Regions from separate parts of the Homo sapiens genome. Here regions 1, 3 and 4 are each linked to region 2. A link is a loop called in an ENCODE intact Hi-C map of the cell type or tissue named here. Cell type or tissue: HCT116. All regions are shown on one strand.

Region 1 (5,000 bases), 95 kb before region 2:
CCCGGAGGGACCCAGGGACCCCGACCCCGCGCAGGGACCCCTGACCCCGAGGGCGCCACCCCACCCCACGCGCCCTCGGGTCAGCCCCGGCCGCGCTCAGCAGCCCGCCTCCCACTGCGGGGTCCCATGCGCCCCTCCGCGGCCATGTCCCCCTCCCCCAGCTCAGCCCGATGGGAATGACCGCCGCAGAGCGAGGCGGGCGACGAGGCCAGGCTACTCACGGGCTCAGCGCTCCCCGCGGCAGGTGACTGGGGGCCGGCGGCCATGCCCCGGCTGCATCCCGGCCGCCGAGCGGGCAGCGGCGTCCTGGGGCCGCACAGGCACCGGCGAGCCAGCGGCAAGGGGCGCGCGAGGCCGGGCTCGGGCGGCAGCTGTGGCAGCTGCTTCTCCTCCGACCACGCGAGCTGCTGGGGCCCGGCTGGGGCCGCTGTCCGAGGAGGTTCTGCTGGCTTCGGAGCAGCCCCGCGCTCGCTCTTCCCTCGCCTCCTCTCTCTCTCTCTCTCCTCCCTCCTCTCTCCGCCCTCCTTCTCTCTCTCTCTCTCTCTCTCTCTCTCTCTCTCTCTCTCTCTCCGCCCTCCTTCTCTCTCTCTCTCTCTCTCTCTCTCTCTCGTTCCTCTGGCTCGTTCGGCTGGAGCGAGGCGGCAGCAGGAGCACGCGGCGGCGGCGCGGGCGGCGGTGGCAGCTCGAGCGGAGCGCGCAGCGCGCGGCATGGGAGGGGGCTCTGGCTGTCGCGCGGCCGGGGAGGGCGGCGGAGCGGGGAGAGCCATGACCGGGTGGGCTTCGGCGGTCAGCACCCTGCAGCCTTCAGCGCCAACTCCTCGGGGCAGGGGCACAGAAGAGGTGGGGTACACACGGAAGATCCCAGAACCCAGTGCTGCCCTGGTCCCTTCAAGGGCAGCCCCAAGCCCGCTGCCCCTCCCCACCTCCAAGCTATCTTGGGGGCGGATCAACCCAGGTGACCCTTAACAGGACCCCTGCCCTTGTGCCTCGCTGTCCCTGGGGGCCATTTTTCTTTGCCAGGCCCAGGGATCCCCAGCAATGGGACGTGGTCACCAAGCATCAGGGACGAATGCCACCCCACCCCGCATGCCATGCCATGCCTTTGAGTTGCCCACATACCCCAAACCCCCTCACTAGGCCCAGGTGCCCTGACTTCCTGGAGGACCACTGGAAAGGAAGGGATCGGGCCCACTCCGTGCTGTTAGTCCAGATTGGCCAACCCAACCCATTTAAACATTTCCACCTGTGCCTGGCTGGAGAGGAAGGACTGTGGGAGGTCAGCTTAGGATTTCCCTAAAATCAAAAGATCAGGTAGCTCCTGTCCCCAGTCCCAGCCTCCCCCAGCATCTAGAGTAAGGGGCCTGGTGTGAGTTCTGGGAGGGTCTCTATCCTTGGTGCAGAGGGAGCAGGAGAGCAGAGGCTGAGGACACAGTGGAGTGGGGACCCTCTGGAAAGGCAGGAGAGATCTATTGCTGGGGTCAGCCCACCACTGGCACACAACACCAGAAGTGGGCAAGAAGGTCTGGACGGTCCCAAACAGGTTTAGGCAGGAGGCTGAGTAATCATTTCCAAAACAAAAGACATTCTGGTGCAGCAACCAGGCTGGAGAAACGAGCCTGCACCATCGAAGGACATTTCCAAATTACACACAAACAGATCCAAACCCGTCCCCATGTCACTTTTGCTCCTGAAGGCTGCTCCTGGAACAATTAGCCTCCTCCTCGCACCTGACTGTCCTGCTTTTCTGTGTGAGGTGAAAAGCACATCATGGAATCTGGGGTTTGGTAGGGGCCTGGAAGACCCAGAGGCCAGGAAGAGGGGAGTATGGATTTGGAGCTTCTCGGTAGTAGGGGCTCTGGGCTGCTGGCTGCCCCCCCTGCAGGGCAGCAGAGACGGTGGCCAAGACAGTGGCCGCTGCCCACTTATGAGCGTCATGCTTTTAATTTCTGGCCCTCCAGCCCGTCTGGGTCATTGATCTGTCTTGGCCGGTGGGAATCGTGTTATACAATTCCAAGCATACAGCTAAACAGCCCCACAGCTAACCACCAGATAAATGCCGTGTCTACGAGCAAGGCAGCCGCCTGGTTGACTGAACTTTCCCCTGCCACCGGATTTGAAATGGCGCATTCCAGCTCTAAAGCCCTAATTGGGCCTCTTGGTTCTCTGCTGTCAGATGGTCCAGGCTTTCGTGGCCTCCAACTCCCGGCTGGGCCCAGCCACTGCCTGGCAGGCACCTGTCTCCCTGCAGGCAGGGCTCTTGCCTCGCTGTGCCGGCAGTGCCCCCTGTCGGTCCCGCTTGTCCCTTGCCCACATTTCTTCTCCCTGGGGAGCCTTTTCCTCTCTGGTCCAGACCCTACTGCCCTTTGGAGCCTCCTCGCAGAAACCTCTCGAAGAGTGGGATTCGAGCCCATCTCCGTCTCCCTTCAGCTCCCCATGCGAGTTCTGCATGTGCCTGTGAAGTGGGGACACATTGACCTGGCAGAGCTGTGTGCCCGAGTGGAAGAGGGGTCCCTGCAAAGCATAGGGCCCGGTAAATCATTCCTTGGGGACGTTCTGGAAGAGCTCTCTGAAGACAGCACCAAATCTTGTTCCAAGTTCCACCAGTCCCAGCCCAGGACTCAGGACACGGTGGGCCTGCTCAGACGCCCGGGTGGTAAACTGAAATTGGCCTCTGTGGTTGGGACTGGCCACAGGGCCTGCGCGTGAGGACACCCCTTGGGAACAGGCCCCAGCCAGGCCGGCCTCATTACCAGCCCCAGAGAGTTTGCCCTTCGTGCTCAGCTGTCGTAGACAGGGATCTGGCCGGAAGAGAGTAAGTGTCAGGGCCAGCAGGACATACCAGCACTAACCGGGAGATTTTCCATTTGGGGACGTCATCTAAGAGAATTTTTAAAACCTCTGATTTGGAAACTTTAATTTTTAAAAAGTGAGCACATGGGGAGGACTGGGGAGTCCTTGGTAATAATCATTAGGAGAGAAACACAGGGAGACTGGGCTTGGGGCCAACAGGACGACTGAAGGCACAGAGCTAATTTCGTGCCCTCTGAAAAATCCCACTAAAACTACAAAGAGAAAATTTTAAAAAGGGGCTGGGCATGGTGGCTCAAGCCTGTAATCCCAGCACTTTGGGAGGCTGAGGTGGGTGGATCACCTGAGGTCAGGAGTTCGAGACCAGCCTGGCCAACATGGTGAAACGCCGTCTCTACTAAAAATAGCAAAACTAGCCAGGTGTGGTTGTGGGTGCCTGTAATCCCAATTACTTGGGAGGCTGAGGCAGGAGAATCACTTGAATCCGGGAGGTGGAGGTTGCAGAGAGCCGAGATCGCGCCACTGTACTACTCCAGCCTGGACAACAAGAGTGAGACTTCCATCTCAAATAAGAATAACTTTAAAAAGGCATAAACCCCAACGACCTGGAGAATAGGAGAAAAGAGAACAGTAGCCGGCTGTGGGCAGCGGGGAGGCACAGGAGAAGTGGCGGCCCGCCCTCACGGAGCTGAGTCTCGGCCCAGAGGCAGGGAAGGCTGACAATGGAATCCCCCGAAGGCTCAGAAGGCGTGGGGCCCAAGACCCGGGGAAGCCTGGAGATCCTCGGATAGCCCCTCTGGAGGTTTATTCCCTGAGGACACTGAAGCAGCCTCTGTGGCCTGGGGGCCGCCAGACACTGCGGACAGAGGGGCGTCCTGCACGGAGAGCCCCCCTTTTCCCTCACGGCACCTGTCAGCATCCTGACCTCCACCCTCCTGGCAGGAGGCCGGAAGAATCTCCTCTGGGGAATCTCACCAGCACCCAGAGGGGAAACCTGAAGATAGAGCTTTGCTGCTTCCAAGCACAGGCCCCACTCCCTGCTCGGAGCTGCCAACCAGCTTTGCAGCCCCCCTAAGGTGAGTAAAAAGCCAAGGATGACCAGACACCTGCGGAAAGCCTTCATGAGAAGGAGCCGCCAAAACACGCAACAGAGCGGGGCCGACTTCGAGGAAACAGATATTAGGCAGGGAGGAGAAAACATCAGAAATAGCAGTATTTAATATCCTCCCAGAGATCAGAGGAGATACCGCATCCATGAACCAAGAGCAGGGTGCTATTTTAAGGAGAACATTTAGAGAACAAAAAAGCTGGGAAGTTAAAAGCATGAGAGCAGAAACAAAACATCTCAACAGACAGGCTGGAAGAGAAAAGTAAGGGAATGCCCCAGAAGGCAAAGCAAAAAGGCAAAGAGGAGAAAAAGAAGAAAGAGGGGATGAAAAAAAACTAGATGATCAATTCACGAGGCTCAACACAAAAGGAATTCTAACCCCGACCCCCATAGGGCCCCCAGAGAGAAGGAGGAGGAGGAGAAGAAAGGAAATCATCAATTACTTAAGAATTTTTTTCCAGAAATAAGTTTCCAAATTGTCCACAAAATCGATGGAAATGATTCATATCAAGGCACATTATCTTGAAAAGTAAATCACTGAAGAAAAAAAAAAAATGTTTCCCCAAGTTTCCAGGTGCCATAAAAAAGAGCAGGAACGAGAATAGCTCCAGAATTCTCAACACAAAGAGGGCAGCTAACCAATCACAAAGCGTGCCTTCAAAAGCTGATGGCAAGTGATTTCTGGCCTGGAATCCCTTACTTCACAAAATTAACAATCAAACGTGAGATTAAAACAAAGACATTTGCACATGCGAGATCTCGACAAAATTATTTCCCACACACCATCTCTCAGCTACCAGAGGACGTGCTCTAACAAAACAAGGGTGTAAAGCATGAAAGAGGGCAATGAGGGATGGAAGAAACAGAGGATCTAGTAAGCGGGCAGGGATCCACATAGTGGGAGAGGAGGGAGGGCAGGAGGGCAGCTGTGTACCGGGCAAGAGGTTGCCAGTCCAGATGAGAGCAGGGTGGTGGCATGTCCAGCTGCCTAGGGCTCAGACATGTAGAGGGCTGTCACTACCAAGATGCCTCCTGCCATTGTACCACCCTTTCAGTGCCAGGTGAGCCTGGCCCCTGCTCCCCT
Region 2 (5,000 bases):
AGTGAGCAGGGGACAGTGCGCAGCTGTCCTCGTGATGGGCCCAGCCTTGAAGGCAGCGTTCCGGCTCCCAGAGCTGGCAGCAGGAAGACATTGCTGGAGGGAGCAAGAGGTGGGGCGGGCAGGAGGGCCACCTGAGCCCTGAGCCCTGAGCCCTCAGCGGGCTCCTTGGAGAGTGACCTGGACCTTAACATTGACCCTGGCACCCCGCCTGCTGTTCCCCATGACGCCCCACGCCCCCACCCTGCGTCTGCTCCTGTGACTTGAGGAAACGGACCGACCTCCTTTAAAGGAGGGGTTCCTGAGCCTGGGGAGCGTGACTTCCGAGCCTGTCCGAAAACACCAAACGCCAAAGACACCGAAGCTGTTCCACAGAAGCCGCAGCCGATCGAAAGCCATTGCTGCACGGGATTTTCTTTGGAATTGGTTTTTGGTTCAGGTATTTTTTGGATTAGCATCATCAACACTAGAACTCAACATGAGAAATCCTCCTGGCACCCTCAGACCCCCAGGATCCACCCGCAGCGCCCCACCCCTCGGGGGTCTAAGGACGGGGCCACGGGAGGTGCTCCCCACGCCTTAGCTAGACGCAAGGCCCTCCCGCAGGCTCCCGCAAGCCCATCAGGGCTGGGCGTTTCCCACCCCTTCCCACCCCACCCATCCACCTTCCGTCCAAGCAGGAGTGCAGCCTGCTTGGGCTCAGCGTCCCCTCTTCTGAGAAGCAGCCCGGCCCCATCCTGAGCGCCCCTGGGCCCACAATCCCTCCTCACGTGTGTGGGGCTGGCCGTTGATGTCGCCTGGGCTGGGGGTGCACCTGCAGCGCAAACACGTGACTAAGCATCTTCCTGTCCCGGGCCCTATCAGCGTTGGGCCCCAGGCAGCCCCTCCAGGGGCTACAGTCACCCACCCACCTACAAAGCCCCTCATCTGCAGCGGTGGCTTCATTCCCGGGACGCGCCCCAGGCTCTGCTCAGTCATGGCCCCCAGACCCTCAGGAGCCCCCGAAACATGATGACCTCCAGCCACGTGCCAGCTGCCAGGAGGAGGCTTCAAGACCCCAGATGAGCACCCGGCTGGCCATGCCCCAGGGACAGAGGACCCAGTGTGACAGAATCCGGCCTGGGCCACAGCCACCCACACAGTCCATCCCAGTTCAGCCCGAGGTGGACAAGAAAAGTCCCACCAGGGACTGGAGCAGATGGGGCGGGCTCCGGACCCCTGCCTGGTCCACCATCTGTCTTGCCAGTCGGTCCGTCTACCCAGGCAGCCCCTCCTCCCGGCCCACCATCTGCCCGGCCCTGCTAGGCCCTCCTCCTGGCTCCTCCAGGGCCCTCAGGAGGAGACAGAGCTGGAGCCAGGGCCCAGACCTCCACTGCCTTGGGCCCGCCCCATCTGGCACCTCCAGAAGAAGGGGGCGGCAAGAGCTTGGCCAGGGCAGGGGCACTCCAGGGCAGCCGAAGGCCCTTGCCAGCTGTCTCATGATGAGATGAGCAGAGGGAGGGGGAGGGGAGGAAGGGAGAGGCTCTGGGAAGACAAGGGCCCCTCCGCTCCTCCTCCCTTCTTCCTCCCCTGCCCACGTGGCCTGGGCGGGAGGGACACGCCGATGGGAACATCCCAGCTGGTCCAGGCCTCTGCTCCCCCCAGCTCCTCCTCCCTGGCGGGCAGCTCTTCTGGGCTCCTGAGGTGCTGCGCAGCCCCTTCCCTGGCCCTGGGACCCCCAGTGCCTGAGATGAAAGAGGAGTTGCTTCCATGGACGGTCCCAGTGCAAGCTGGGGGGCGCTGGCCTCAGGACACCAGGCATCCAAGACATAGGGACACCAGAAGCCCCGGCTCTGCCTCTGAGGTCCAGCAGCCCCAAAGCCCCTGCTCAGAAGCCAGCGATGGGAGGGCAGGGCCTGCCTGTGGGACCCATCATGGGCGCAGCAATCGCCAGGCCCTGGGCAGACAGCAGCACAGCCTGTGAGTCCAGGGCTGGGGTAAGTCGGCAAGTGCACCCCCGGAGGTGGAATGACAGGAGCTCCTGTGGAGGACGCAGGCGACCCCCGCCCCTCACTCCACTGTGAGGCCTGAGGATGTACAGGGGCAGCTCTCCCTGGCTTATGAAACGCCCCCACCCTGCTGCCCCTCTGGGTCCTCCTCACCCTGTGGCCTGCAGGGTCAGGAGCATGACTTTGGTGTCAGGAGAGAGGCTGGCTCCTGCCTGTGGCGGGTGTTGGGGGAGGAGTGGGGTTCATTATAAATTACGCTCCCCTCGAACCCGGCTGTTAGGTGAGGGCAGGGCTGGGATTCACCCTGCTCTCTGCAGGGGAGGGTCAGCCCCCAGGTGCTCCTGGGTGGGTCTCCACGGCAGGCCAAAAGGGCAGGCCCTGGGCATGTCCACCCCCTGTCTCTGGTCCCACAGCCCCCTACTTGCCACCTGCCCTGAGCAGCCCCCAGGAGAGCACCCGCAGGGAGGATGCTGAGGTGCTGGAGGGCAGGAGTCCCAGCTGAGGCTGTGACCCCAGCTGTGCTCCCCGTTCCCTCTTAGGACCAGCAAAGACCCAAGGACAGGCGGCCAATCAGGGCCCGGTGTTTACCCCTCCTCCCCCACCCCCATCACGGGCCTCCCGCAGGACCCCCAGGAAGAGCAGCTTCCATTGACCAAGGTCGGGGGACGCCCTCCCGCTGACACTCACTCTCCACGGATCCTGGAGCCCACGAGTCCCCTCCCCACCTCCACTGCACTGGGCCCCCCGCAGGCCCTGGTGGGGGTGGCCACGGATAACCACACAAACATGCATTTTCCTTGTAGGAGCAGGCAGGTGACAACCAGTGTCCTACTTTCCTGCATTAAAACACCCAAATCAACAGGACGGAGAAGGCCCGGAAGAGGGGACCTGAGGGAGCCAGCCGGGCGCTCAGCCTGCTTCGCTGGGATGCTTGTCGAGGTCGGGACGGCACCACCAAACTCACCTCTGTGCGCCCTGCGGGGCCCAGGAGACTCGGTCCTCCCTGGGCTCCCCCAGGCCTGGGGTGGACGTTGGAATAAAGTGGGGACAACACGATGAGAGACCCCAGCCCTGGAGGTGCCCTCGGCCAAAGCCCGAGATCAAAGCTGGGAGATTCGTGGCTGGACAGCACCACCTGGTGGACACGTTGGAGATTACCAAAGCCGAACAGTCAATTCGTTCTTGGTTCTGGGATTTTCTTAATTGGGTCTTAGCTGGGCCTTCCTTTCTCTTTCCCCAGTAGCAGGGGCTTTGTGACTATCAGAAACACCTGCCAGGCCTGGGCAATATGGCGAGACCTCATCTCTACAAAAAAAAAAAAAAAAACACAAAAATTAGTGAGGCGTGGTGGTCCCAGATACTCAGGACACTGAGATGGGAGGATCGCTTGAACCCGGGAGGTCGAAGCTGCAGTGAGTCGTGATCATGCCACTGCACTCCAGTCAGGGTGACAGAGAGAGACCCTGTCTCTAAAGAAAGAAAAGGCCGGGAGCAGTAGCTCACGCCTGTAATCCTAATACTTTGGGAGGCCGAGGCGGGAGGATTACCTGAGGTCGGGAGTTCGAGACCAGCCTGACCAACATGGAGAAACCCCATCTCTACTAAAAAATACAAAAATTAGCCAGGCATGGTGGCGCATGCCTGTAATCCCAGGTACTCGGGAGGCTGAGGCAGGAGAACCACTTGAACCTGGGAGGCAGAAGTTGCAGTGAGCCGAGATCACACCATTGCACTCCAGCCTGGGCAACAAGAGTGAAACTCCGTCTCAAAAAAAAAAAAAAAGAAAGAAAGAAAGAAAAGAGAAGAAGTCCTTGTCTTCTAATAAGATGTTGTTGGTTTCAGAGAGCCCAATCCAGGCACTTCAAACAAGGCAGGGAAATCAATGGCCCTGAAGAAAGTTTCTCTTCGACAAGCCCCTCCCTCCCTGACACTGGCATTCTGGCATTCACCCACCAGCCCCTCCGTCCCTGACGCTGGCACCCTGGCATTCACCCACCAGCCCCTCCCCTCCCTAATGCTGGCACCCTGGCATTCACCCACCAGCCCCTCCCCTCCCTGATGCTGGCACCCTGGCATTCACCCACAAGCCCCTCCGTCCCTGACGCTGGCACCCTGGCATTCACCCACCAGCCCCTCCCCTCCCTGATGCTGGCACCCTGGCATTCACTCACCAGCCCCTCCCCTCCCTGACACTGGCACCCTGGCATTCACCCACCAGCCCCTCCGTCCCTGACGCTGGCACCCTGGCATTCACCCACCAGCCCCTCCCCTCCCTGATGCTGGCACCCTGGCATTCACCCACCAGCCCCTCCCCTCCCTGATGCTGGCACCCTGGCATTCACCCACCAGCCCCTCCCCTCCCTGACACTGGCACCCTGACATTCACCCACCAGCCCCTCCCCTCCCTGATGCTGGCACCCTGGCATTCACCCACCAGCCCCTCCCCTCCCTGACGCTGGCACCCTGGCATTCACCCACCAGCCCCTCCGTCCCTGACACTGGCACCCTGGCATTCACCCACCAGCCCCTCCCCTCCCTGATGCTGGCACCCTGGCATTCACCCACCAGCCCCTCCGTCCCTGACACTGGCACCCTAGCATTCACCCACCAGCCCCTCCCCTCCCTGACACTGGCACCCTGGCATTCACCCACTGTCTGGGGCAACTACCCTTTCCTCCCACCACTGATGGGACGGCACCCTGGCACCCTGGCCTACCAGTTTTGAGGGGAAAAAAATTAGAAATCTTTGGCCAAAGAGGGGACAAATTGAGCCTAAAATCAAGCCTTGGTGTCTCACTTTTTAAATCTACTTTTACCTTTTGTGTATTGGTTGTGTGATTTTTTGTGTACTCATTGTGTATGATTGCTGAATACACAATGAATACACAAAAGCTATAAATAGATTTAAAGAGAGAAAGCAAACCAAAACCCATCGGTAATCCACTGGAAAAACAAGCCTCCAACTCTATTCAGAACATTGTCAATTAAAAGAAAAGAATTAAGAATTTCCCTTTT
Region 3 (5,000 bases), 290 kb before region 2:
ACGGGGCGGCAGCCCAGTGTCCACGGATGGACGAATGGAGAAACAGAACATGCTCCATGCATAGAGGGAATATGACCAGCCTTACAATGGGAGGAAATTCTGACACACACAACATGGGAGAACCCTGGGGACATGACGCTGAGTGAAGTAAGCTGGTCACAACAGGACAAATCCTGTGTGAGTCCACTCATGTGAGGTCCTTAGAGTCATCAGATTCAGAGACAGAAAGGAGAATGGAGATGCCAGGGGCTGGGGAGATAGGAAGGGGGCTTCGTGTTTCCTGGGGACAGAGCTTCAGGTTAGAAAGATGAGAACATTCTGGAGATGGATGGTGATGGCCGCACAACAAGATGAATGTACTTAATGCCACTGAACAGTGCACTTAAAAATGGTTAAGATGGTACATTTTATGTTATGCATATTTTACCACAACGACAAAAAGTTTTTTCCAATCGCAGGGATGTATGTGTTCCATCCAGCTGCCTAGTCCTCCCTCCTTGCACACCCACCCATGCACACGCGTGCACACACGTTTCCCACACTAAAAGTTGGCCACGTTCTTCCTACAGCAAAAGAAAGGTACCTGCCCCCAATTTTCCCTCCACTAGATAATCTCCTTGAACAATTTCATAAAGAAGGATTCACACCGTGCCACGCGAGAAAGCCGTGTGTGTCAGCCAAGAGCCTGCGGCCTCTGGCCAAGAGCAAGAAGAAAGGCACAGACATAGATGCCCAGACATGTGAAGGTGGTCAGTCGTGGGGCCAAGTCTCAGGGCAGCATCCCAGCTCAGGGATGCTTCTTGGCAAGGAGGTCTGGGAGAAAATCAGGAAGTGGCAGACTAAGACCAAGACAGAGAGGGATGGATGTGGCTGTGCCAAGTGCCCTGGCATCCCCCAAGTCTGGGTGGCAAATCCACTCTCCTTAGACTTGCTGCTTGAGAAGGAGGTTTGGGAGAGGAATTCCTTCCCAAAAAGTGAGGGAGGACATGGCACGGAAGACCCAGCCCCTTCCCATGCAGCCTGGTACCAGGCAGTAGGTTTGAGGAGATGGCACCCTTGTCTGTGCTAGCTCAGACTGGGTCACCACCCAGCTACAAATGTATCCTTATTTAATCTATAGCAATTATATTCACATTCTGCTAGACAAATAGATTTTACAAGCCCTCAGTTAAATGTGGATAATTACGTCTGCTGGTGTCAAGGGACCGTATCGTCCAAGCTCAGGAGGAAGCGTGGCATCCTGAGTCCTCCTAATGCTGTAAATTAGCAGGCAACATTCCCATGGCAGCTAAGCAATTATCCATGATTTCATTTTTCCCCACGCCCCCTCCTCACCTCTGTGGGCTGCCCGGCCATGCCTGTGCACACATGTGTGTATGGATGTTTCAGGCATACGTGGCTGGGAATGGCTCATCTGTCTCTCGAGTTGCTAAGATGCCTTTTCCCCGTGAGAGGCCTCTCCCCATGTTGGGGTGCCACCCACTGCTCTGTGCTCTCCTGTGCCAACCTTTCTCCTGAAAATGTCCATCATCAGAGGTGTTTCCAGAAAACCAAAGATGAGCCAACGCCTCACCACTGCCAAGACCTACGTCTTGGCAGGGTTCTTGCAGATGCAGGAGGTCAAACAGGAGCTTCGGAAGTGCATAGCAGGCAACGAGGACCACCCAGTGCTCACAATGGTTGCCTGTGTGCATGTACACACACGTGTGCACAAAATTCAGAGGCGCTCAGGCGCTCCGAGGTTCACAAACGCCTGCAGCTCTGCCACTTTTACACAGGGCAATCTTGGAGAAGCCCCTTCATCTCCAGACCTCAGCACGTTCACCTCTAAACGGGAGAAGTGATACCCACCTCCCACCTGCAGTCCCCCTCACAATGTGGTTGTGAGATCATACGCAATGAAAAATAGGAAAGCATTTTGAAACACACAAAGCACCAATGAAATCAAAGGCAGGGCTGCTTGTGTGAGTTCTGGGCGCCCTGGTGTCTTGGCATCCTCTCCAAGAGCAGACTTATGAATGCTGTAAGATGGTTAACAGGGGCCGGGCGCGGTGGCTCATGCCTGTAATCCCAGCACTTTGGGAGGCCGAGGCAGGCAGACTGCCTCAGCTCAGAAGTTTGAGACCAGCTTGGGCAACACGGTGAAACCTCGTCTCTACTAAAATACAAAAAATTAGCCAGGCATGGCGGCGTGTTCCTGTAATCCCAGCTACTCAGGAGGCTGAGGCAGGAGAATCGCTTGAACCTGGGAGGCGGATGTTGCAGTGAGCTGAGATCATGCCACTGCACTCTAGCCTGGGCAACAGAGCAAGACTCCGTCTCATACACACACACACACACACACACACACACACACACACACACACACACAAAAGATGGTTAACAGGTGTGCCTCCTTTTAGGCAAATCTGATGTTTAAAAAACACAAATTGGCTGGTGAGTCACTTTACAAAAGGTCCCTTTAACGTGGAAATGGAAAGTTTCTGAGTGCATTTCAAATCTACTGCCATTTTTAAAAATACTTGTTTATCTACAAGTTTCTCAGAACATATGTGCAGCACCAAGTCAGGGACTCCCAATTAGAACGCCCCCACCCACGAAGGGAGCATGGGAGGAAAGTGTGAGTCAGCGGCCCCAGGGCTGCTGGGCGGAGTCCTCTGCCAGCCAGCCTGCTAGAGTCCCCTGGGACCTTCTCCCTCCACAGCCATGTCCAGGCTCTGTCCAGCACCTAGGTCTGCCCCCATCCCAACCCAGGAGAAGGGGTCCACATTCTCACAGGGGTCTCCATGGCACCACTGTTAGCAGGCAGGGCAGGCCTAGGGGAGGGAAGTGCACGGGAACCGCTTGCCTCCCAGCCACTGCTCTGCAGCTGAAGAGCTCGGCCACCCGAGGGGAGGGTGGAGGAAAGAGGCCTTGCTGTGAGGAATCTCACCCCTGCCACAGGAGGGTCAGGCCTCTGCCCTCAGCTTCTAGGACAGGATGTCTAAGCCCCTGGAACGGCTTACTGATGAGTGTCTTTATTTACTCAGGGTCTTCGTCTAGCCAGGAAGTAACAATGTGATGTGGGGGCTGGTCTGGGGTCTCACGGGATCAGCTGACCTCTAGAAAGCCTGGAGACTCAGGTCAGCCATGTACACCTCCCAAGCCGCCATGATGAAGCTGGTGAAGACTCGGGCATGGAGGCCCAGGGGCTTCCCTGCTGAGTGAGCCTCCCCTGGTGGGTTGAGGGGCTTCCCTACTGGGTGAGCCTCCCCAGGTGGGTCGAGGGCCTTCCCTGCTGGGTGAGCCTCCCCAGGTGCTGTCAAACATCAGTGCCAGGAAGATGACACCGTCCTGGCTTCACAGCAGAGGGCAGGATGCTCCGTGCCCTAACCTACAGGCCTCCATGCCCTAACCTCCGCGGCCGCTTCTCTCAGCTGGTTCCACCCTGTGTCTTTTAGCTGTAATGAACCCTGAGCGTGAGAACCATGACTGCTGGGCTCCGAGGTCCTCTAGCAAACAACCGGGCCTGAGAGTGGTTCTGGAAGCCTCTACGCTTGAGGCTGGTGTCAGAAGTGGGGCTGCTTGAAGTGGATGGCCCCCTCAATGTGGAAGGAGGCTGGGCCTGGCTGCCTGCCAAGCCTAGGGGCCTCTCCAGAGCCCACGGACCACAGCCACTGGCAGGACAGCAGCTCTCAGCCCCTCCCCCTGAAGAAAGCATGTGGGGAGGGACAGGGCCCAGGGCCTCACCTGGACAGGAGGCGAGGCTCAAATGACCCATGCTGGCATTGGGTGACAGGAGGGGGCCCCAGAAGTTGAGGACACAAGGAACATGGACCCCTGACCAGGGCATGCGGGACCCCAGGGGCACACCGAACGCGGTCACCATAGGACCAAACAAGATGACCATAGGACCAAGCAAGATGACGCAGGCCCCTGGCAAGCCTGAGGCCGGGGCAGCAGCCATGCTCTCTCCTCCTGTGGTGGGGAGGTCTCCTTGAGGCCTTGGGACAAGGGCAGAGAGAGAGAAGGGGAAGGAAGTGATCAGGTGCCGGAAGGCCCCGTGAGGGTGGCCCACGAGGCTCATGGGTTCCAGGAACCCACGCCCCACCCCAAGCTGCCCGGTCCTCAGCAACTGGCCCCATGTTCCACAGGCTCAGCAGCTCCCAACAGAATTCTAGGTGCTGCCCGGACGAGATGAGGAGGGGGACTTGCCGGCTGCTGGCTTCCAGCCTCATGGGGTACAGAGGCACCCAGGGAGGGGCAGAGAGGGGAGAAGAGCATTGAAGGGGCTGAGAGAGGCGGGACTTGGAGCCTGGGGAGAAGGGTGTGGGCCGGGGAGGAGAGGAGAGGTCCTGAGAAGGCCCTCTGATGATAGCTGCTCTGGAGAGGCAGAAGGGAGACAGGGAAACAGGGGGAGCCATGTGCAGACAGCAGTTGGGACGGGCACGCGGGGAGGGCTGGCCCCCGACAGCGGCAGCACAGCCTCGTCTTCCTGGTAAATCATCCTATGGCCTCGCTGGCAACTGTGACCAAGATGCCCAACCCCCCTCCCCACACATTCAACCCCTCCCTCCGTCCTGTGCTGCCACAGCACCCCCACTGCCTCCCTGTGCCCGGCCCTCCACTCCCAGGCCGGTGCCTCCAGGAAGCCCAGGGGGTCACCTGCCCGAGCCGGCTGCTGCCCTCTGTGTTTCACCCAGGGCTTCCCGGCCCAGGCTGCCTCCTCTGTCCTCCCGCTCCCTACACACCCCTTCATTTGCGGAAGCCGCCAGGCAGACACTCGGTCTGGGCAAGGCCCAGGGTCCAGCAGCCTCAGGCTGGGCGGGGCCAGGCTGGGCAGATGCTGGGTCGTCACCCCGGCAGTGCTCCTCTCTGCCTGGGCGCAGTGGCGGGAACCCGGGGTGCACCCTGGCTCTTCTCCATCACCACCTGTTAGGGTCTAAATTGTGCCCCCTCCCCAACTTCATATGTTGCAGCCCTGACCCCCCTGTGTAGCTGCATTTGGAGGTGGAGCCTAT
Region 4 (5,000 bases), 520 kb before region 2:
CACCTGCCTTCCAGCCTCACCTCCAGATTGCACTGGGCCCAGGAGCATGTCTGGACACCTGCCTCCATCAGGCGGCTCATCACACCCAGCTCCAGAGAGAGAGGACTGAGAATAGCAGAATGGAATGAAAATAATACCTCCAGAAAAAGGATCTGAACGTGTGTGTTTGGCTTATTTCTTGGGACAGGGGCTGTTACGCTGTGCTTCAGCACGAGCCAGTTAGCGAACAGCACGCACCTCAGTGCTCCGCTGTGATCGTTTCAGAGTGTCGCGCAGGCCTGACTCTGCGGACCCCACCGGCAGGAACCATGCCCTCATCACCTCCTACCTCCAGTACCTGGCACCAGGGCGGTACGAAGCTTTTCAGATTCTCCAGGCCCCATGCAGCCCTCCCGAGCCCCTGGTGCCTTGTGGACTGGGGTGGGTGGCCCTGAGCAGGGGGTGGGGGAAGCCTGTGCTCCTGGTGGCTGTGCTGCCCCCGCTCCTGGGGCGGAGGGAGGCTGCGTGCTGGGAAGAGCTGTCACTCCAGTGCTAATATTCACTACTTAAAAAAAAGAGGCAAGAAAAAATACCCCATTCGCCCTGAATCTGAGAAGGGCCTTGTTAGGCAGGCAGGAACTGAGCTGTAATTATTTCTGCGCTCCTGGGCACCACTATAAATATCAGGCAAGGGAGGCACCTCAGAAGGTTCCGATGGTTCCAAGGCTTTGGAGATCTCCTGGCTCCTTCCTGCCCCCATCCTATGTCACCTTCCCTGGCAGGGGCCTTGGAGGGTGCAGGCACTGCCTCTCCTCCAGTTGGGCAGGGCGTGTCTTCCCCAGCTTCCCTGAGCGTGCCTGCCTGGGAAATTCTGGCCCACGTAACCTTGCCAGATGCCCTGAATCTCTTCAGTGTGTACCTCTGTGAAATGGACACACAGGATTCTCCCTGGGAGAGCATTTGCTAAAAGGTGTGCAGGGGAATACTAGACTCCAAGGTGGCCTGTGTTTTTAACAAAAGGTGGGCCAAATGAGTCCTGTGGTCAGATGACTTGGGGGAGTATTTCTTTTGACCCCTACCCATGTCCTTTGGAAATTCCCAAGGTGGCAAGTGGCAAATCATAGTAGAAAGGAAGCAACTCCACACTCCCTTTAGGGGAGGAAGGGAGGTGAATTCCTCATGCTCCTGCCCCTCTTTCCCCTTCCAGGCGCCCAGGCCGACCATCCTCAGGCTTCCCCTGCGCCGTGAGGACAGTGTGCAGCTTGGCAGCAGCGCTCCCAGGACAAGGAGTGAGCTCACAGTCTCTGGTTGCAGCTGTGCTTGGCCGCGCCAAGCCGAGCCTTCATCGACAAATACATCGTGCTTTCCGCAGAGCCAGACCTTCCTGCCCCAGCCCTGGGGTATTTGGCCTGGGCTTGGGCATGAGCACTGGGGGACGAAAGAGGCAGAGTGGCAGAACTAGATCTCCACAGTGGGGTGGGGTGGGCATGGCTCAGGGATGGGAGGATGTGTGCGTGCCTGTGTGTGTGTGATGGGGTGTGGGGAGAGCCAAGAAGCCACTCTGACCAGCTGGAGTCCTGTATCACCATGGAACACTTTGCAGGGGAATTAATGTCCCAATTCAGCAGCCAGGGCAACAGGGTTGGAGTCAGGGAGAAGCCCCCACTCAGGCTTTCATGGGATGCCCCCAGCAGACACCACGGGGCAAGGTCAGGCTGGGGATGGGAAACCCAGCAGACACCATGGGGGAAGGTCAGGCTGCGGATGGGAAACCCGGCAGACACCATGGGGCAAGGTCAGCTTGGGGATGGGAAACTCGTCAGCCTTTTTTTAAAAAAATGTAGAAATTCTCACATTCCCAGAGGAGGCGGCTTCCTTATATCAGGAGTCGGGGGCTGCTTCCACTTTGTTCTGGCCTGTTTAATCTCCCCAGAAGGGCAGAAAAGCCGGCAGAGGGTCCCTGCAAGCAGGGGTGAAGCAAGCCCAGGGATGAGCCGTCGGTGCAGCCCTGGCAGGCGAGGCCTCGCTGGAGGTGGCCAGCAGAGGGCCCACTCACACCACCTTCACCGGCTGGCCTGCGAGGAAGGGCTGCTGGGGTGCTCCCCACCCCCAACCCCCTCTGCCTCCCTCTGCCAGGGGTCCTCAGCAGTGCAGAGGGAAAGCTAAGCCCAGCCCAGCTGCCGGGGCCAGCACTCACCTTCCGGCTCAGCGGGGGTCCCCCACCCACTGGCACTGTCCCCCTGGCCCCAGCAGAGACTGCAGCAAAAGTAAAAATCGGCGTGCAAAGGAAGTTTATTTATCTGTTTAATTAAGAGGCGTTTGCCAGCCACATTCGGGTCCATCCGTCTCACTTACAACCATGTCCCAGCAAAATTAAACATAATAAATACAGGGAGACTGAAAGCGAAGGGCACACTTGAGATATATGGGCAGAGCCAGGAGTTGCACAGGGTTGCAGTTATAAGCACATCTCTCTCTTGCAAGTTCCTCTCCCCTCGGGGGCCCAGGAGCCGGAGGAATGCGCTCAGAGAAGGGGCTGTGGGTGCCGCTCACTCTGCTCCTTCCACTCCGCACTGTTGCCAAGCTTTATTTATTTTAAATGAGCCCCCAGGACTTCTCCCTTCTCCTCTTCTGTGGAAGGCGAGCGAGCTCTACACCGAGCAAAAGGAACATCTGAAAGCAGCCAGCACTGTGATGTTCCACCCCAGGGCTCGGTGGGTAAGAGGCCTTGGAAGCTGCGGCCCTGGAAAGCTCGTTGCAAGCTCCTGCTGCATCTGGGCCATGAGCTCCTGGCAAGGAGACAGCCTAGGCTGAGCAGAGCCTGGGAGAAACAGATCTTTGGTCTTCAGTGCCAGCTGTGGCCAAGCCACCGTTTGGCAAACTGGGCCCAGAATCCCACAGAAGCCAAAGGAAGAGGGGGGCACTTTGATTTCTGTCTCTCATCTGAAGGCTCAAGAGCCTGGCCATTTGCTTAAACTTCCCAGGAACAGAAGCACACAAAGGGGGAGAATGGCAATTTATTATTACTGATTGCTAACTGTAACAATACCTTGTATCTGCTCAGTGCTTTCCTAACCTTTTCAAAGAGCCTTCATGTATCTCACCTGATCATCACAAGTTAGGTAGGGAAGGTGTAATGATGCCCATTCGATATATGATGACCCTTTTAGGATCACAGAGGTGGTCCAAGGTCACACAACCAGTTAGAGGCAGCGTCTGGGCCAGAAGGCAAGACTTGGAACTTGGATTTATGGGAGCCCTTTTCTTCCCTTCGACTACTGTGCTGGGCTCATGCCCTTCTGTGAACATGCTCGTCGTTAGCCCTTGGCTCTCTCTCCTAACAGGATCAACCCCAAACCAAATCCGTTAATGTAATAGTCATTTGCAATAGCTTGGGCGTTTACTAATCACACCACCGCTCCGTCTGTGCAGCAATTATCTCGAATTTCCTCTTTCTCATTAGGCAGGAGGTCGCGAGGACTCAGTGGGTTGCTGAGCCCTGTGATGACGCCAAGGAGAGGAGCTGCTGCTAGACCAAGGAAGCCCTCCCTCAGCGTTCCTAGCTGATCTTCCATGCAGCGCCCAATTTCCTGGGCCCTCACCCCGTGCTCAGCTGACCCACCAGCCCCGAGCCCTCCTGTCCTGCCCAAGCCTGTGCATGTGTGCCCTTGTGCCCAGACCATAGATGGCTACAGAAAAGAGAGTCCTGAATGGCTTGGGAAGTTGTATATTTGCTTGGAGATGATGACTCCAGCTCGGACTGGGTATCCAGTGAAGTGCCCTTGGATGGTTGGGCCCCCACTGCAGACATGACTGATGACAGCCTTTGCTCCTGCCAGGGCAGGGATCGCACCAGCCAAGGAAAACCCATATCACTCGCTGCTCCACGCAGCCCACCCAGGAGGCATGCACCGCTAACATCACTCTTGGTACCCCCACTTGCTCTCCTTCAGCATCAGGGTCAACTCCAGCCTCCTGTTTGAGGTCACCTCTTTCCCCCAATCAAATAACAGAGTGAAGGCCGGGTGCAGTGGCTCACGCCTGTAATCCCAGCACTTTGGGAGGCCAAGGCGGGTGGATCACCTGAGGCCAGGAGTTTGAGATCAGCCTGGGCAACATGGTGAAACCCCATCTCTACTAAAAATACAAAATTAGCCAGGCGTGGTGACACATGCCTTTAATCCTAGCTACTCGGGAGGCTGAGGCAGGAGAATCACTTGAATCTGGGAGGCGGAGGATGCGGTGAGCCGTGATCGCGCCATTGCACTCCAGCCTGGGCAACAAGAGTAAATCTCTGTCTCACCAAAAAAAAAAAAAAAAACAAAAAAACAGAGTGAAGAAGAAGAAAGGAGTCCTCAGGGACAAGAGTGATGGGGCTGGAAGGGGAAGTGGCATCACGTCGCCCAGTCCCCGGCCTTCTAGCTGGCAGACACCAAAGCCTTCAGAGACACGTGCTCTCTTTTTTTTCCCCTTGAAGCTCTCCACTGGGGGAGACCCTGCTGTCTCTCCGGGGAGCCCAGTTAGGTTTTTATCACCCTGAGTGCCAAGAAACTCTGCCTCGTGGTACACAAACCTTTTCCGTCTTAATTTTATTCAAAGGGTGAAGGCTTTGAAAGAGTGACAAGGGGGAGCTTAGACCAGAAGCTGAAGCCACTGCCGCTCCCTGTAGCTCCCAGGAGGGACTGGGGCCACTGACCAAAACTTGTAGAGCAAAGCCGTGCATAAAGGGAGGGGGCTGAGTGAGCACAGCTCTTGCATACCGATGGGGAACAGGAGCCCTGCACTCTCAGGGTGTCCAAAAGGGAAGACTGTACACACAATGTGGGTACAATTTGGGTAGCTCCCATTGCTACGGCCGGCATGAATTTGCACCATGTTTGGTTAGAATTGAACTGAGGAAACAGCATTCAGGGTTCCTGAGTAGAGACCCATGGGAAGAGGTCAAGGTTTGTTCTTCCATCAACAGCGGGTGGGTCTGAGCTGACCCCTGGGTAGAGGCAGCAAGGGTCCACCTCCAGCAG

Evidence for each region. A loop is a pair of places that touch in the nucleus more often than their neighbours do. Peaks named below come from ENCODE experiments on the same cell type or tissue, not always from the same donor. Only the 100,000 strongest peaks of a DNase experiment are listed, where the experiment ranks them.
Region 1: a loop joins it to region 2, with 4 times the contacts of the local background. A loop is called at or near these places in 13 of 110 quality-filtered maps.
Region 3: a loop joins it to region 2, with 7 times the contacts of the local background. A loop is called at or near these places in 47 of 110 quality-filtered maps.
Region 4: a loop joins it to region 2, with 7 times the contacts of the local background. A loop is called at or near these places in 4 of 110 quality-filtered maps.

The regions. Positions count from the first base shown.
Region 1 is chr17:79,610,605-79,615,604 of GRCh38, forward strand. RBFOX3 (RNA binding fox-1 homolog 3) reads right to left here and starts at 447. Exons shown (of 15, transcript NM_001350451.2): 1 at 222-447. In HCT116, a CTCF peak has its summit at 2,285 (motif pointing left); a DNase peak (open chromatin) is centred at 2,297; H3K27me3 peaks cover 1,480 bases.
Region 2 is chr17:79,705,684-79,710,683 of GRCh38, forward strand. It overlaps MIR4739 (microRNA 4739), which reads right to left and starts at 1,566; the gene lies at 1,493-1,566. It overlaps LINC02078 (long intergenic non-protein coding RNA 2078), which reads left to right and starts at 1,583. Exons shown (of 2, transcript NR_109783.1): 1 at 1,583-1,973; 2 at 2,789-5,000. RefSeq lists enhancers at 1,425-2,046, 2,047-2,668. In HCT116, a CTCF peak has its summit at 3,120 (motif pointing left); a DNase peak (open chromatin) is centred at 3,118.
Region 3 is chr17:79,417,805-79,422,804 of GRCh38, forward strand. The region is part of intron 2 of RBFOX3 (RNA binding fox-1 homolog 3); the gene reads right to left. Among named protein-coding and RNA genes, the nearest start is that of RBFOX3, 190 kb to the right of the region's middle. In HCT116, no CTCF peak of the experiment used is centred here; a DNase peak (open chromatin) is centred at 2,604; H3K27me3 peaks cover 2,049 bases.
Region 4 is chr17:79,186,132-79,191,131 of GRCh38, forward strand. The region is part of intron 4 of RBFOX3 (RNA binding fox-1 homolog 3); the gene reads right to left. It overlaps LOC124904069 (a long non-coding RNA gene), which reads left to right. Exons shown (of 2, transcript XR_007065925.1): 2 at 1-151. Among named protein-coding and RNA genes, the nearest start is that of ENGASE, 110 kb to the left of the region's middle. RefSeq lists a silencer at 1,956-2,115. In HCT116, CTCF peaks have their summits at 2,022 (motif pointing right) and 2,222; a DNase peak (open chromatin) is centred at 2,050; H3K27me3 peaks cover 4,463 bases.